Regions from separate parts of the Homo sapiens genome. Here regions 1 and 2 are each linked to region 3. A link is a loop called in an ENCODE intact Hi-C map of the cell type or tissue named here. Cell type or tissue: Calu3. All regions are shown on one strand.

The links. Peaks named below come from ENCODE experiments on the same cell type or tissue, not always from the same donor. Only the 100,000 strongest peaks of a DNase experiment are listed, where the experiment ranks them.
Region 1: a loop joins it to region 3, with 7 times the contacts of the local background. A loop is called at or near these places in 42 of 110 quality-filtered maps.
Region 2: a loop joins it to region 3, with 21 times the contacts of the local background. A loop is called at or near these places in 8 of 110 quality-filtered maps.

What each region holds. Positions count from the first base shown.
Region 1 is chr5:35,182,050-35,184,549 of GRCh38, reverse strand. The region is part of intron 1 of PRLR (prolactin receptor); the gene reads left to right. Among named protein-coding and RNA genes, the nearest start is that of PRLR, 47 kb to the left of the region's middle. In Calu3, no CTCF peak of the experiment used is centred here; a DNase peak (open chromatin) is centred at 1,149.
Region 2 is chr5:35,598,121-35,600,620 of GRCh38, reverse strand. No RefSeq gene overlaps it. Among named protein-coding and RNA genes, the nearest start is that of SPEF2, 18 kb to the left of the region's middle. In Calu3, no CTCF peak of the experiment used is centred here; a DNase peak (open chromatin) is centred at 1,460.
Region 3 is chr5:35,088,678-35,091,177 of GRCh38, reverse strand. PRLR (prolactin receptor) reads left to right here. Exons shown (of 10, transcript NM_000949.7): 3 at 1,515-1,627. The coding sequence starts at 1,558. Among named protein-coding and RNA genes, the nearest start is that of AGXT2, 42 kb to the right of the region's middle. RefSeq lists an enhancer at 1,205-1,706. In Calu3, CTCF peaks have their summits at 1,090 and 1,303; a DNase peak (open chromatin) is centred at 1,307.

The DNA of each region.
Region 1 (2,500 bases), 93 kb before region 3:
TTGTTTTTTGTTTGTTTCTTTCTTTTGTTTTATAAGATGGAGTCTCACTCTGTCGCCTAGGCTGGAGTGCAGTGGCTCAATCTCGGCTCACTGCTGCAACCTCTTCCTCCCGGGATCAAGCAATTCTCCTGCCTCAGCCTACCGAGTAGCTGGGGCTACAGGGGCATGCCACCACACCTGGCTAATGTTTTGTATTTTAGTAGAAATGGGGTTTCACCGTGTTGCCCAGGCTGGTCTCAAACTCCTGAGCTCAGGCAATCCTCCCACCTCAGCCTCCCAGAGTGCTAGGATTACAGACGTGAGCCACCGTGCCTGGCCAGTTTTTATCTTGAAAGCTTAAGGGTCTCCCACTTAAATTCAAATACTCTTCTGAGGATAACCTTTTAATCAGCCAACTATCATGAATCTCAATTATCAGGAATTCCAGTTATTCCAATTATCAGGAATTCTTTATATCATCCCAGGAATCTAAAAGAGCAAGGTCTTATAGGTAAGGGCAAACTTTCTGATGCCTTGGAATTCAGACCCTAAGTAGAGATGGTCATTTGACATCTAGTCTGATCGACTGTAGAGTTACTTCTATACAAATAAATTCAAGTTATCACAGGGTTTCTTTCAGTTGGGGACAATACTTTGAAAACTTTTAGGCTCTGAATGAATAACTTGGCAAAAGAAAATGTTAGGGTCCTTCAAATACCATACTTGTTGTGGTTTTCTCACAGATACACCAGTCTATAACCCTGAGGTTTCAACACTCCACTCAGTTGTGGGCTTTTTATCTAAATCAAAACTATCACATGCCCACATGTGCATCTGCAGCCAACCACAAATGATCTAACAGGACCAGATTTCACTGGAGCTCTGTGACCCTTCTCCCAGTGTGAACTGAAGGGAAAAAAACCTGGAGCCTAAGGGACTCCCTTTTCCGTGTCCTGAAGACCACTGGCTTTGGTTAAGCCAATATGATGGGCTCATTGAGAGAGAGACTCAGGACCTCGGATCATGCCACACTCTCTGGCCCCAGAAGGCATACCACAGGCTGCCAGCTTTGTTGGAGAACCTGAGACTTAAGGCCAGGATATATCAAGAGCCCTGTACCCAGTTCTGTGATGTCTTAATACCTTTGACAAGAGACATTGGCAACTCACTGGGTGTCCATTGGGGGGCGACAAGGAAACAGACTGATGAAACCAGAGAATGTGACAACTAATTACATGTTGTTTCCTGTAGAAGAGAAATTCTCAGAGGAACGTGGTGACTGTCTGTTCTTTAATGGACTGTCATATGAAAGCAGGAGAAGGAGATTCTTCCTTACTCCAAATGACAAAACTAGGAGCAGTGAAATGAGCTTATAAGGTGGCCGGGTTTTTCTAGCAATTGGAGCTCTCTGCAGTGAGTGGACACTTGGCAGGGTAGTGCCTACTCCGCATTTGATGTGTTCACACCACGGCTAGAAGTAGGTGTCGCAACTTCCAGTTGAAGAGGGAATTCTTTTCCTTGGGTGGGAGAGGGGCTAGAGAACGTCTCAGGTTGTTGCTAACTATGAGCATGGTTTTATAATTGTTTAAAAGTGGGTAAACAAGAAGAGTGTGTTTATGGTGTCTGTATTCCACAAACTATTATTTCCCACATTAACTGTTTCATATATGGAAAATCTGAGAAACAGGAATGCTAACAAGGTTGCAGTATAATTTAAAAATACTTCTGAGAGATCATTGTATCCCAAAGGCAGTGCCCAGTGAGGTTAAGAGCGTGGTTTGTGGAATCTGAGCCCACAGGGGTTTAAATCCTGCCTCTGCCCTTCTTAGATTCTGTGAACTTGGACAGATTCCCTCACTTATTTAAGACTTCACTTTTCAGCCCTTGAGATCCCACCTGCTCAATTATCTAAATGAAATCTATCACTGTGGAAACAGCAAAGGCCTCCTGCTGTTGAGCAAAATGTTTTCCAGTCCTTTGTTTCTGTGTGAAATAAAGCAGCTCCATCCCAGTGCTAAATGATCAACTGCATATGACAGAATGAGCTTATTTCATGCTCCCAGTAAATACAAGACCATAGACTACTCTGGATGGTAGTTTAAGTTTAAGATGAAATTGCTTCTTCTGATTGCCTTCTTCTTTATTGCTTCTTTCTCTGTTGTTCCTTCCTTCTCTTGTTTATAACACTAACAGTCAAATCTATCTGTGTGGAAATCTATCTGCTATATAGAACGCTACATCACAATTTACAGAGGGGAAAATATTTTTGTCGGCAGTAACATTTCACTGGAAGAGGCACTATTTGGCCACCTAACTCTGGGATTTAGGCTCAGGTAGAATCAGTGCCTCAGTTTCTTTAGGTCAGCCATTATGAGTTGTTCCTTATTTGACCTAGCACATATATAGATGGTGGTTAAATTTAGCAAAATTCTCTTCACAAAGGTTTCATTTGTCTGGAAGACTCTAAGTACTGATCTGGTCAGAGTACCATCAAAGCCCCTTGTTTGTCATGAGACCGTGG
Region 2 (2,500 bases), 510 kb before region 3:
GGAACACCAGTGATTTTTAGTTTTGGTTGTTTAACATAATCCCAAACTTCTTGGAGGCTTTGTTCATTTTTTAAATTCTTTTTCCTTTGTGTTTGTCTGATTGGGTTAATTTGAAAGCCTTATCTTTGAGTTCTGAAGTTCCTTCTACTTGTTCAATTCTACTGTTGAAACTTTCCAGTCTATTTTGCATTTCTCTAAGTGTATCTTTCATTTCCAGAAGTTGTGATTGTTTTTAATTTTTGATATCAATTTCTCTGGAGAAGTTTTCATCCATATCCTGTATTTTTTTAAATATTTTAAGTTGGTTTTCGCCTTTCTCTGGTATCCCCTTGAGTAGCTGAATAATCAACCTTCTGAATCCTTTATCTGTCAATTCAGAGATCTTCTTGGTTTGGATCCATTGCTGGGGAGCTAGTGTGATCATTTAGGGGTGTTATAGAACCCTGTTTTGTCATGTTACCAGAATTATTTTTCTGGTTCTTTCTCATTTGGACAGACTATTTCAGTGATAAGGTCTGAAACTCAAGCCCTGCTGTTCAGATTCTTTTGTTTTACAGGATGATCTCTTGATGTAGTCTCTTCCCTTCCCCTAAGGATGAGGCTTCCTGAGAGCTGAACTGCTGTAATTGTTATTGCTCTTCTGGGTCTAGCCACCAACCTGGACTCCCAGGCTCCCCTTGTTGATGGTGGGGACTGTCTGCAAAGTGTCCTGTGATGTAATCTGTCTTCAGGTCTCACAGCCTGGATACCAGCACCTGCTCTGGTGGAGGTTAGAGGGGAGTGAAGTAGACTCTGAGAGTCTTTGGTTTTTGTATTAGCCATTTTCATCCTGTTGATAAAGACATACCCAAGACTGGGCATTTTACAAAAGAAAGAGGTTTAATGGACTTACAGTTCCACATGGCTGAGGAGGCCTCACAATCATGGTGGAAGGTGAAAGTCACATCTCACATGGTGGCAGACAAGATAAAAGAGCTTGTGCAGGGAAACTACACTATATAAAACCAACAGATCTTGTGAGACTTATTCACTGTCATGAGAACAGCACAGGAAAGACCTGCCCCATTATTCAATTACCTCCCACCAGGTCCCTCCCACGACAAGGCGGAATTCAAGGTGAGATTTGGGTGGGAACATAACCAAACCATATCAGTTGTAGATATGTTTCGTGTTCTAGCTTTCTCAAATGCTGGTTATGTGAGCAGTGAAGTTGTCATGTGGGCATACTCGGAACCTCTGGTTAGCCAAGATATTGCAAGCAGTAGAATTAGCTCTTGTTTCCTTCTTCCTGGGATCATGGTTATTCTGTAATGAATTTCTGTAATGTTCTGAGCTGGTTGGCCTCCAGCCAGGAGGTGGCACTTTCAAGAGAGCACACCAGCTGCAGTAGTAGCAGGGATATCTAAACTTGCCCTAAGTTGGCCAAGGTAAGTATTTTGTTTTCTCAGGCAATAGGTGGGGCTATAAGCCTTCCAAAAGTTTCTGTCTTTTATGTTCAGCTACCAGGGTGGGTAAAGAAATGCCACCAGGTGGGGGCAGGGTTAGGTGGGTCTGGCCTCAGATTCTTCTTGGGCAGGGCTTGCTGTGGCCACTGAGGGGGAAGGGGAGGTGGTTCTCAGGTTAATGGGGTTATTTTCCAGAGGGGATTATGGCTGCCTCTGCTATGTTATATAGTTCACCAGGGAAGTGGTGGATAACTGGTAGTGAGAGGCCTCACCTAGGTCCTAGGCAGTTGGCAAGGCTCATGTCACTTTTGCAGTGCCCTGCTCAGACCTTGCCCCAGACCCTGAGCTTCCCCACTGAGAAAGCAAGCACAGCTTCCAAACATCGCCCATCCCCATCTGCCCACACTGTCATTGGTGGCTCCTGTGCTTGTATCTGCAGCAGTTCACGTATGACCTCCAGATTCTGCTCAAGAAAATTTGTACCCTGTCAAAACTATTACTAATTTCAGTTGGAAGCTTCTTTAATCCTGCGACTCCTCCCTGATTCTGCTGGCTGTCTCCCTCGAGGGCCCCTGTGAGATACAGTCAGGGATGGCTTCCCTGGGCTCAGGCTGGAGACTGGGAGCACCTACAAGGCTCTTTCCACTGCTGCTTCTACTTTTATATTATGCACGGCTCTCTAAATCTGTTTCAGCTCTAAGTAAGGTTAAATCCTTCTCCCATAATCTGGATTTTCAGATTCCCCAGTGGGGATATGTGTTCAGTGGCAGGTTTCCCCCTCTCACTTTGGGAACTCACAGTTTTTTCTGTCTCACAGAATTTGCAACAGCATGCCACTTCTTTCAAAGGATCTATGAATTATTTTGATTTTCCTGGTATGTTCCTGCAGAGGTTCTTGGAGCAAAAGTTCATAGTGCGAGTCTCCACACACTGTTCTGCCCATCCAAGTGGCAGCTGCACATTAGCCCTGTGTCCTATCTGCCATCTTGTCCTCAATTTCTAATATTAAAATTATGTAAGATTATTAGAGATCCTAACACTTAACTCTCAGTACT
Region 3 (2,500 bases):
CACAGGATCCACCACTGGACCGGGATCCTTTACTGAAGCTGGAGCCTCATTATGAAAGAGCTACTTGGCCGGGCACGGTGGCTCACGCCTGTAATCCCAACACTTTGGGAGGCCGAGGCAGGTGGATCACGAGTTCAGGAGAGCGAGACCATCCTGGCTAACACGGTGAAACCCCGTCTCTACTAAAAATACAAAAAAAATTAGCCGGGCATCGTGGGGGGCTCCTGTAGTCCCAGCTACTCGGGAGGCCGAGGCAGGAGAATGGCGTGAATCCAGTAAGCGGAGCTTGCAGTGAGCCCAGATCGCGCCACTGCACTCCAGCCTGGGCGAAAGAGCGAGACTCTGTCTCAAAAAAAAAAAAAAAAAAAAAAAAAAAAAAAAAAAAAGAGCTAATTGATGGTACCTGGGTGCCCAAACCTCTACTGTTGCTATCGTTTCTCCATGTCTGAGTACGTCCCACAAGGAGCAGTAGCAAAAGCTGGTCTTTCAGGGGCTCATCAAACACACTCAGACGTTTCAAATGTCCCAAGATCGGCAGCTTTGATCCTGAATGTTCTTCCCTTGATTAAAACAACAACAACAACAACAACAACAAAATGAAACAATAAAAATTTAAAGAGAAATTTAGGCCGTGCATTTCTAAGAATTTACACTTAGTTCATTAAATCTATTGTTTTCTCAGTTGTTTGAAGTCCAACAAGACTAATGAGCCTTTTTTTCCAAATGTCTTTAAAAATCCTTTTTTCTTACAAGGCCATTTAGAGGCTTTGAACGTTGTTCCAAGGGTAATAATATTAGTATTAATAATAAATTATTCCAAACTCCCAACCCCTGCAGGTTCAGAATTTACTTAATACTCTGAACCCAAGGAATTTAAATTATTACCAGAATTTATTACCTTTTGTTTATGGGGCTTTCCAAACAGGAGAAAGAAACCACGTGGAGGTTCACTAGAGTGCATTGTGTGGTTCGCTTTGCGGTAATGCATATAACCCAGAAGACTTCCAGAACCTTCTCAGCTTGAACCTTCAAAGCCTCCCTAATTTGGTGGAATCAGCATGGTTATGTTGAGATTGTACTGAGGGTACTGACTTTTCAGCCTGGACAATTTTTGGCTGATGGACCAGAGCAAGAGCCCTCGTAGGATTCTCCCATAGGACATACAATCTATGTTACATAAGATGGATGATATATTGTTAGGTGGCTATGGGGTGGAAAGAGAACAATTTTTCTCTGGGGTGTGTGCAAAGGAACTGACTGCCTTGCTGCCCCTTGAACTCTCTACCTTGTCATCTGAGGACCTCTGGTGGTGGAAATTTTCCCAGCGTGTGTGAATTGATGTTTCTGTGCCAAGCCATCCAACCCTGTTACATTTTCCTACATTCCTTTCCTCCTATTTTGTCATTCACATTAAGCAAGGAGCAACAATCAGTTGCAAATACCCAGAATAAAGTGGTGGATGTGCCTGACCAGACTGCCATTTCACAAAAGTTACCTGCTACCTTCTCTTCCAGTGAACTTCTGATACATTTCCTGCAGCAAGAGAAGGCAGCCAACATGAAGGAAAATGTGGCATCTGCAACCGTTTTCACTCTGCTACTTTTTCTCAACACCTGCCTTCTGAATGGTAAGTAAGAGGCTATCACGCTCTCTTTCATTGCCTGGGGTGTTTGTCAACAGGGTGGAGAGTCCATGCAGTCTTCTTGCAATGCCATTATGAAAAATGAAAATGCTGTGTTATGTGCTGCTGTTAAATTATTTGCAATATTTTGCATTAAAGTTAATGCAGAAAAATTAATGCAATTAATGCAAAATCTTGTCACTGTGCTCTCTGCCTTTTGTCCTCATTTCAGGAGTGTAATGAAACAGCTCTGAAGAAGACAGGACCTGAGTTCTAATCCAGGTCCTGCCAGTTTCTAGCTGTGTGACCTAGAGCCAATTACCTAACTCTCTGGGTTTCCAAATTCTCAAAGTGAGGACAGTGATGTTTCCTCTACTGCAGATGAAATAATGTATATGAAAACTCTTTAAAAAACCATAATGGGATATAAGAGGTTGCTGTTACATGGCGGGAAGCAGGTACAGCCGACTCTATTATCTGTGCTAACAGGAGAAATGAAGTCCACAGCTAAATGAGAGGGTGGGTGCCTGTGACTATACACTTCTGTATGTCAACCCATGTGCATTTCTGGGTGTGCAGACTTCTATATGTACCTGTGTATATATTAACTTTTCTATATGGACCTGATTTCAAATGTCTCTCTGTCTGAACCTGTATGTATATACTTTTATGTATGTCTGTGTGTGTTCTGTGTATATCCGTATGTGCACACTTCTCTGCAGGTACCTGTGTGCATACAAGTATGTACTTCCATGAGTATGCACCTGTGTATATTTTTGTGTGTGTGTGTGGTGTGTGTACTTTTGATGCGGGCTCTGTGTGGGCATCTACATACCTGTATATGTGGTTCCTGTGTGGTTTTCTCCGTGTTTCTGTGCA